Linked DNA regions of Homo sapiens: region 1 is linked to region 2. A link is a contact called in ENCODE Hi-C data. All regions are on one chromosome and are shown on one strand. Each heading gives the region's core, a stretch centred on a gene start or an enhancer-like site at or near the end of the contact. The rest is flanking DNA. Distances are from core to core; before and after follow the strand shown. Region 1 overlaps TBC1D5 (TBC1 domain family member 5). Region 2 overlaps TBC1D5 (TBC1 domain family member 5).

What was found. A loop is a pair of places that touch in the nucleus more often than their neighbours do. Pooled maps may share reads with other maps.
Region 1: a map with no recorded cell type shows a loop between it and region 2 (6-fold over the local background). The contact joins two enhancer-like sites. A Hi-C loop is called at or near these places in 5 of 37 single-sample maps with no recorded cell type and 3 of 50 pooled maps.

Annotation. Positions count from the first base shown.
Region 1 is chr3:17,397,123-17,402,078 of GRCh38, forward strand. All of the region lies in intron 8 of TBC1D5 (TBC1 domain family member 5), which reads right to left. Among named protein-coding and RNA genes, the nearest start is that of TBC1D5, 340 kb to the right of the region's middle. Within about 2 kb of position 2,054, at least 3 of the 41 ENCODE cell types and tissues checked have a DNase peak (open chromatin) inside an H3K27ac peak, as active enhancers do.
Region 2 is chr3:17,192,974-17,198,334 of GRCh38, forward strand. All of the region lies in intron 19 of TBC1D5 (TBC1 domain family member 5), which reads right to left. Among named protein-coding and RNA genes, the nearest start is that of PLCL2-AS1, 140 kb to the left of the region's middle. RefSeq lists an enhancer at 3,285-3,394 and a silencer at 3,575-3,624. Within about 2 kb of position 2,443, at least 5 of the 41 ENCODE cell types and tissues checked have a DNase peak (open chromatin) inside an H3K27ac peak, as active enhancers do.

The DNA.
Region 1 (4,956 bases), core at 804-3,303, 200 kb after region 2:
CTATAATTTTTAAAAAAGAATTTAAAGAATTTTTTTTTACTTCCCTACCTGCTCCTTTTCTCTTGCAAGCAATTATTAATGAATCCAGAAAATATCAAATAAGGTGTGTTTTAATTGAGGAGACAAAGTTTGCTTGCAAAATATCAAATTATAAGACTTAAAAAACTGAGAAGACAAAATTTGCTTAAATAGATTATGTTTGAAGCATGGCATACATATACACTATAAACAAAAGGAAACATTAAGATGAGAAAGTTACTTTTTTTTAAGACAGGATCTCACTCTTTTACCCAGGCTGGAGTGCACTGGCATGACCACAGCTTACTGCAGTCTCAACCTCCTGGGATCAAGAGATCCCCCAACTGCAGCCTGCCAAGTAGATGGGACTACAGGTGTGTGCCACCATGTCTGGCTAATGGCTAATTTCTGTGTTTTCTGTGGAGACGGTTTTGCCATGTTGCCCAGGCTGGTCTCAAATTCCTGGGCTCAAGTGATCCTCCTGCCTTGGCCTCCCAGAGTGCTGGGATTGAAGGCATGAGCCAACACACCTGGCCCAAGAAAGCTGCATCTTTAAAAACTCACCATGGAGATACAAGTAAGAAAAAGAATAATTAAATTATGAATGAGCTACCTAAAATGTTAACTACAATAACTAGAAATACAAAAGATCAAATATTGAAGATGATAACAGCATATCAATAGGCAATCAGATAAACTTTTAAATATGGTCAAAGTTACAATTATAAAAGTCAGTTAAAGAAATTTAATCATTTAATTCAAGAGAGGGAAAACACATTTGAAGAAAAGATGAGACTATTTGGCAATAGCTTATAAATATGTTAATCTGCAAATGATGTTATAGATGCTGCATATATATTTTTAGAATAGACCTTGATAGACCAAATAACATACTTCTTTGGCATCTAATATGGAAATGATATTTTATCGTGAACTCACTATTTCCACCATTTTAAATAATACTGAATTTCTTTTAATGTTACAGCTTTTGAAACATGGCAACATTTGTTCAGAATAGACAATTCAAGTTCTAAATTAGAATGCTGTAAATGGAAATTCCTTGATTTACCTTTTGATTATCAGTTTTTTCAGTAATAAAAATGGGAATAGTAACAACCTCATTAGGTTAAGATAAAGAACAATTAATTGAAATGATTGCAAAACGCTTTGAGGCAAAAAAGGGTGACATAAAGGAATATTAAAATTGGCTGAAGAGGAAGATAATATTTAATACAGTGACGTATCCAGATCAAATAAATTAAATAATGATGGCAGAATCACAGCTCATGAAATCAAATTATCTTGTTTAAACTCATACTAGAAAGTTGATAATATTATTTTTTGAAGTGTGCTTATGTCTGTGAAAATTTAAAGATGTTTGAGATAATTACTAAAATTGAACAACACTGATCATCAGTGATAAGATTCACAATCAATGATCATTTATTAAGCATCAACTTGGTGATAACCAGTGAGACAAAAACAAGACTAGGTCCATGCCTTCAAAGGGTTTACTACTAGGTTTGAAAGGTAAGATCTGGGCTAACACAAGAGCTCTTGTACATACTGCTTCTCTTAATGACACCAATAATCCTGCATTGTAATTTTTTTTTCCTGTTTTCTCTGTAAGCTTCTTAAGGGTCCATATCACATTTATCTTGGCATCTCTAGTGCCTGGTACACTAAGGAGATCAATATAAATGTATTGAATACACTGACAGATGGACCTAAATAAATAAAAGACCAAACAAAATTAAATAATATTAAAAAGTTATTAAGAAAATTCTATAGAACACAGACTAGGCACAAATGATTTCCAATTGCCAAGACTGGAAAATGTTTCATAAACTTGGGTGATGAACTCAGGCCTTGAATGGTTAGCTGTTAGGAATCTAACAGGAAGCAGAGGGAAGCAGCATTCCAGCAGAGGAGAGCATGAAAGATTCCAAAACATTGAAAATGGAAAGCACAAAACCTGTTCATTGAATAATGCCAGAAGCACTTGTCTAAAAGGGAACTGGGTATGTATTAGAGAAACTGAGTAAGTCCATTCTTCTTCAGGGCACAGGGAGTCATAGAAAGTTCTGGATTAGGCAAATAGAGTGATTATAAATCTGCTTTGAGTAGAGTGATTAGGCTGTTAACACATGGAATGGACTGGAAGTGGAAAAACACTAGATCCCAAGAAAACAATTAAACAAGTAAGTGACTGTGGGCAGGAGGTAAAAAGGATCTGAAACAGAGCAGTAAAAACGGAACAGAAACTTATGAATGTGAGAAAACTACACATAATGATCCCCTAATTTGTATTTTGAAACATAAAATACATATCCCCAACCCATCTACCTACTCCTGTCTTTATTACTACATTTTTAGTCTAATAAATCGCTAACATTACCTAACTTGAAATACTCCAATAGACTCCTAGTTGCTTTTCCAGCTTCCATTCTTACATCCACCTTTGCCCCACTGCACAGCAGCCATAATTATCTTTGTAGGTATCATGCCACTGCTCAATGTCCTCCAAAAGCTTCCTATTGCAATCAGAATAAATCTTTACTTTTTACTGTGGTCTACAAGACTGTCCTGGCCTTTGCTCTCCTCTCAGATTTCCTTCTCTAAAGCACTTGCTCTAGCCGAACTGACTTCTTTTTGCTCCTCTAAACACTGAGCTCATTTTCATTGAGAAACTAACCTTGCCCTAGCTACTCCCTCTGTCTACATGTTCTTGCCCTAGTTCTTCAGATGTCTGGCCTTTAAATTTTTTCACATCTCAGCTCAAATGTCATCTTCTCAAAGATGTCTTCTCCAATCACTATTCCTAAAGTAGCCATCCCACTGGCTACTCTCCTTCTAGCTATCTAGTTACTCTGCCTTATTTCTTCAGAAAAATGATCACCCTCTGTAATTATTCTCTTTATCTATACATGCTTACTGTCTCACCACTCTCCCCGACACCACACTAAAATATACAACCTGTGATGGCAGCATCCTATCTGTGTTATTCACCACTCCACTCTGTCCCCCACAGTGCAAAGGGCAATTATGGAACATAGCGATGCTCCATAAATATACATTTTTTCAAAAATTCTTATCACAAAGCTAGAAAACAAGTAACACTTTATAACCTTATCTGGGCTGTACTTCTTTTATATTATTAGGAAATTCCTCATAGACTGAAATGAAAATCATATATTTTAGATCATATAGTACCTTATAAAGATGTAAACTAAATTTATACAAGCTATTCAGCTTTTACAATTAAATAATTTGGTGGACTTAAAATAAGACTAACCGCCTTACCTCACAAGCTAAGTATTTGCCAGAAAATTTATATAGAAATGACAAGGAGACTTAATCTAAATGTGGAGAGAGCCATGGGAGAGTCTTCAAGAGAATAAGATATGGAACCCTCCTGTGATGGTTAATATTGAGTGTCAACTTGATTGGACTGAGGGATGCAAAGTATTGTTCCTGGGTGTGTCTGTGAGGGTGTTGCCAAAGGAGATTAAAATTTGAGTCAGTGGACTCAGAGAGGCAGCCCCATCCTCACTCTGGATGGGCACCATCTAATCAGCTGCCAGTGTGGCTAGAATAAAGCAGGCAGAAGAAGGTGGAAAGAGCAGGCTTGCTGAATCTTCCAGCCTTCATCTTTCTCCCACGGTGGATGCTTCCTGCCCTCGAACATCAGACTCCAAGTTCTTCAGGTTTTGGACTCTTGGACTTACACCAGCAGTTTGCCAGGGGCTCTTGGGGCCTTCAGCCATAGACTGAAGGCTGCACTGTCGGCTTCCCTACTTTTAAGGTGTTGGGACTCGGACTGGCTTCCTTGCTTGTCAGCTTGCAGATGGCCTATTGTGGGACTTCACCATGATCATGTGAGTCAATACTCCTTAATAAACTCCCCTTTATATATACATCTTTCCTAACAGTTCTGTCCCTCTAGAGAACGCTAATACATTTCCCTACTATTCTATCAACTATAGGGCCTCCTAGCTACCTTCTTTGGGTCACTGGTTTGCCATTTTAATTAAAATCAACTAGTAGAGATACATTTTAAGAAAAACACTGTATGTGTGTGTACATACACACACACACATGTATGTGTATAATATACATATATATGTATGTGTATAATACACATATATATGTATGTGTATAATACACATATATATGTATGTGTATAATATACATATATGTATAATATACATATATATGTATGTGTATAATATACATATGTATATGTATATGTATATGTATATATGTATCTGTGTATATATCTTGCATTTTTGTAAGAAAAAAACAGAAAATATAGAAGTTTTCAAGAACTAACACTTTCTTACATAACAAAGCAGAAATGTTCGAACTACGTAACTAAAATGATGAAAAAATTCCCAGTATCACTGCCTGTTTGGTGTGGCTATCAGAGGTTTATTTTCCCCCTTTCTTGTTTGCTATTTCTTTAAGTCAATCTGGCCCCCATGGCCTCTGACTCTGTGACTCGGCACCAGCGCTGTGGCCCCTTCATTTACATTTGATAACTGTAGAGAGATTAATTATAATCCTGCTCATTAGACAGATCAATCTGAAGTTGGCAAGTTTTTAAATATAACTACCTAGCATTTTTAAAAAGGGATGCCTTTACAGTTTAGTTAACAATATATACTGCACATTTTGTTTTTAAAAGGCCTGTTTACTACCACTGATTAACTATATACTTACTGAGGCAACTCCTTCTTTTGTTTTATTCAAATATTTACTGAGTACCAGGACTCCTGTGTGCTAATACAATGGTGCTCTACTTTCTGCACCTATATACTAGGGAGACCAAGCACTATCACCCATACCTCTGAGAGTAGCTTCCCTAACTGGGTTACTCCTGAGTTAACTGGATAACTCAAGCTAACCAAAATCATCCCAAACTTCCCACCCCATACC
Region 2 (5,361 bases), core at 1,193-3,692:
TTGAAGGCTACAGCAAAGTCACTAAAACCTAAACTCCACAGGATTTTGTATCACTTTTCACTCCTTTAGTTTCCCCCAGAAACTTGGATAAAACCTCTACATTAAACAATACTGACTCCTTATAATTTATAAAGTTAAAAATTGCCTGTGATAAAATTGGGGTGGCCCGGTGAGGCATGAGTCAGGCTTTCTCCAGCCCAGAGCTCCTCGCTGATTGTGCTGCTTCAGCTGGCTCTAATAGATAGTGATCATTCAAACCCCTTCTCTTCAGGAGCCCAACAGGGGCTGCAGGGCAAGACCACAAGGTCAAGTATAGGGAGAAACCTTTATTTTTCCCTGCAAAAATTTTCTCTACCAAATTGCTACTTGACTTATAGCATATCCCTAGAATTGACAAATTACATATCAACTTCACATTCTCTTCATTGGTTTACATGCGAAGAGTTTCAAATCTCTTTTTGAAGTCAGGTGTTGGCAGGTTAAAATAATTAATTCAGATCACATGCTTGCCGTGGGTGCGACATATGGGGTATGGATTACAAATATTTTAAAAATAGTGCATGTAAGGTTCACAAAATTAAGGGAAAGAAATTTCCCTTTATATTCAGCTGTTGCTTATAAGTTTTATTGAGGGACTAAAAAAGATCTTCATTTCTTACCCCTTTTTATTCTTCGGGTCTACCTGATAAGGCAGAAATTCTTCATTGCCCAGTTATGACTAATAACTTCTTTTGTAGATAGCGCTAACCACAGACTCTATTTCCCTCAGTTTTCTAATTTGTAAAATAGGAAGCAATTCTAGCAGTGACCTTATAGCGTTGCTTGAGGATTAAAATAGCTAATACATGTAAAATGCTTAGAACAGAGGACACACTTACAGAAGGTGTTCTATAACTATTAGCACTTAGCCACCATTTACAAGGAGAACATGCTCACACTAGGATATATTTGAAGCTTGCTTTATATGTAGAAAATCTCATTCCTTATTTGGTATTCAATTAATGTTATTAATATCAATTTTTTCGATCTTTAATATGAATAAAAATCAGCTGGGGATCTTGTTAAAATGCAGAGTCTGATTTAGTAGGTCTGGGTTGGGGCCTAAGATTCTGCATTTCTAACAATCTCCCAGGGGATGGGATGCAGCTGGTCCATGGACCACAATTTGGATGGCAAGGATTTAAATAACTCATCTCACGCTAACCTTCTATTAATATTTACTTCTGAATATCTCTTCCCGTCATTCTAGGAAGGCTGTGAAGTACTTTACTATCTATCTGATCTAAGGCAATTTTAACAGATGGCTGCATGGTTAGAAGCGTATTTGGTGACAGTCCGAAAGACCTCTTCTCAACATGGAGTAGGATGCAGCGGGGAGAGAAGCAGGGTGACAAGCTTCCAGGAGAGCCTTCCAATCTCCCTGAGTTAGTTTTGTACTGAGTAGCTCTATTATTCTATTTAGAGCTAATTCTTAGACCATTAGATATCAGTTTATTCTATTGTAAACACAAACATTTATACAATTTCTCATTAAAAACAAGTGAAATATGAATTAATTTTATTGGATTATGCATGCTCTCTTCTGTAACTTTTGACAAAGGCTGTGTATTAAGTATCAGAGAATAAAAGATGCTTTTCAAACATAAAATGCAATGAAAAGGAAATGGCAAAAATACTTCCATAATTCATGGTATTTAAATTCATCCCTGATTTTCAGAAGATATCTTTCTGAATATATGATTTCTGAAAAAATCATAAGTAATATTTATTAAGAACTTTTAGCCTTTAGAAACATGCTTTTATACCTACTGCCATTTTAACATTGTGAGCCATTTTAATCTAATTTTGCTTTCCTAGAAGTTGCCTACAAAAAATAATAAAGTAAACAGAAAAGACAAGAACGGTGCCAGAAAACAGGATCATGTGCTACAAATATCTAAAGTAAAGTAAATAAGCTTACAATCTGGAATAAATATACTGGAAATTGAAATAAAACCTTTAATTAGGACCAACTTCACATAGGTGTAACCAGAGGAAGAATAAAACCTCACTTGCAGAGTTACAAACCTCATTATTTGCAAAAGTCCTATAACTGCAGTTTAAAATAATTATATGCATATGGTATGTCTTCTTAGCCCTGTAAAAATTCAAAAGGTATAAAAGGTGTCTCCTAGAAGTGCTTATGTATGGGAGTCTAATTAAATGGCATTTGTGGAGAAATGCTCCCATCTTTTGGGCTTTTATGCTGTCATTTCTGTGTTGTGTTTTTATAATTAGGCAACCTGACCAATCATTTGGAAACCCATGTAGTTCTCTCCTCCACCAGGACAATAAACACAGATGTTACTCTACTTAACAAGGGTTTTCCCCCTCCCCACTTACACGTGATAAGACCAACTGATGAAACCAGCCAGCCAGCACCAGGGCCTCCAGCTGAGTTTCTCATAGCAATGCTGGCTGGGCAAAACCATCTGCGTGCTCTCCCTTGCTGTTCCTGGCACCAAGGGTAGGCATCTGCACAATGGCTGGCCCAGATAGAAGGGCCTGAGCCAAGACTGTTTTTCTTATGACAAAGCTAATTGATCCGTGTGAAGATGAAATGTACACACTTGCACAACTTATTCTCTGGGCTAACTGACCTCTATAATGTCCCAATAGAGACAGACAAAAAACCGTACCCTGCAGCAAATCCAAGCTGAGGATCAAGTACAGTTTAAGAACTACTTTAAGTAACAACTGGTAAAAGCAAGTAAGTTTTGGAACAGCCTTGATATTTCTTTCTTTTTTTTTTTTTTTTAACATAAACATTACCACTTCTGAGACTTCTGGAAAGAAAAAAAGGTGAGAAGGAAATAATTCTCTAAATTGCCTGGTTTATTCATATGCCTATCATACTTTTGTTAGTTCATCCCTTAAGTTATACCCCATCTCTCACTAAATACCAACAATTCCTATTAGCTTTTTAAATAAGTGGTTGGTAAATGCTGCTGAGAAATGAAGCAACTTTTCAGGCTCTAGAGGACGCCAGAGCAAAGCCTAAGACATCTCAATACTTGCACAACACACAAAACCCTCAACAGCATTCATTTATTCCTAAACGTTTACTGAGTGCCAGACACAATATCTGGCACAGAAGATACAGTGACAAGCGCCTGCAAGAGCCTTATAAGTAAACACAAGTAGTTCTCTGACATTCAAAACGGGAAACATTTGCAGATTACGTAGGACACCCTCCATCTCAAGATGCTGCTGCTTTAGGTTTGGGGAGGGGCTCTGAAATCTGCAGCTTAACTAGGGCCCCAGCTACTTATTACAAGTGCTGAAAGCTCCTAGCAGAGAAGGCTCCATGGGACACAAGGTGCTTGGGCTGAGACTGGAAGGGACTCTATTTTGTGGCTACATCAATCACTCTGGTCAGAAGAGACAGTGAAGGGAAACAACACAGAAGTATGAGAAAGCATGCTTGGTTTAAGGGAAGTGAAACAGCTATGCATTCCTGAGGGGCTGGGGAGGAGTAAGAGGGAGGACTAATGATAAGGCTGAACAGGGTGAGACTGTAAAGGGCCCTACAGGGCATACCTTAAAATTGAGGGATTTATCCTAGGGAGAAGGGCTCCTGCAGAATTCTGATGAGGAGTCAAAGCATATGAGTCAGACATACACGATGCACACGTTGGTGTCGTGAAATACTTTGGGTATATGTTGACCATTAATAAAATGGATTAACTCTAAAATTTCTAATTAACATGGGTTTGTTACTTGAGAACAAGAAAATTATGTAGAGTGTAACCTTTCTATATTCTCATTCCTCCAACTCGCCAAATCCAGAAGCTGCATGTCATGAACTGTATAGAGTCAGTTCCGTTATAATGCTTGTTTTGAAAATGTGAACTTGTTTCAATGAGATCAATGTATTAGGGAATAATTGAGCATAACCCGAAGTTCACATTTGCTTACACACAACATCATCCTCAAGAAATAATGGGTGAATGCAGAAAACTCCACATAGATGAACGCAGCTACACGTAGGAATGCAGGAATACACAAAATGCCTACATGCATGCAACACAGATATCTGCCAGCTACCTCCATTCCGTGTGTGTTATGGGCTACTTCCATAACCAAATCCATCAGATTCCATCCAGATAACTCTCCTCCACCACTTCACAGTGACTCACAAGCTGCAACCCTTCCAATGTCCACTTCCGCAACTGAGCTTCAGGTATTTTTCAAGGTAAAGTATCATATTTATTGCACTATTTATTTCTTAATCACTTAACGTGTAAAACCACTCTACCACTTTTATTAGGTTCCTACTTTGTTTCATGTGGCACTGATGACCTTTTTTTTTAGTGTTGTACCTCGATCCAATTTTCCCCACAAGCCCTGGGGTTTTTATCTTATTATTTTTATTACTATTTTAGAGACAAAGTCTCGCTGTTACCCAGGCTGGAGTACAGTGGTGTGATCATGGCTCATCGCAGCCCTGAACTCCTAGGTTTAAGCGATCTTTTCACCTCAACCTCCCAAATAGCTAGAATTACAGGTGTGTGCCACCAAGCCCAGCTAATTTTTTTTGGTAGAAATGGGGTCTTGCTATGTTGTCCCAGCTGGTCTTGAACTCCTGGCCTCAAGCAATCCTCCCACCTCAGCCTCTCAAAGCACTGGGATTACAGGCATGAGTTACTGTGCCTAGACTCCCTGTGGTTTTTAATGCATGTCTTTGCATAGCATAGTGATTTTGGGGAACATTTGTCACCTCAGAACTGACAATTCCGCTGGATGGGGTGCAGTAGCTCATGACTGTAATTCCAGCATTTTGGGTGGTTGAGGCAGGCAGGTCACTTGAGCTCAGGAGTTCAAGACCAGCCTGGGCAACATGGTGAAACCCCATGTCTACAAAAAATACAAAAATTAGCTGGACATGGTGGCTCGCGCCTGTAGTCCCAGCTACTTGGGAGGCAGAAGGGGTTGGATTGCTTGAGCCCAGGAGGTGGAGGTTGCAGGGAGCCGAGATTGTGCCACTGCACTCCAGCCTGGGTGACAGCATGAGTCCCTGTCTCAAGAAAAAAAGAACAGTTCTGAAGACGACTGTTCAATGAAGATAAATACATTCATGAAAATCAAATTTATATTTTTTTCCAGAAAGGTAATTGCAGAAAAGTTTTAGTCTAGACATCATGGTATCACTCAGTGTTTATGAAACAGAAGTGTTACCTGTACTATTGTTCTTTATAGGGGCTAGGGCTGGTGTTCCCTGTGTCTCCTTCCCAAGAGGGCCCTGCAGCCATGAGCCCCCTCCAACCCAATCTACAGTTGTGGGCAGTGGCTGGGCCTGATGGATTTAAGGGTAATCTAGGA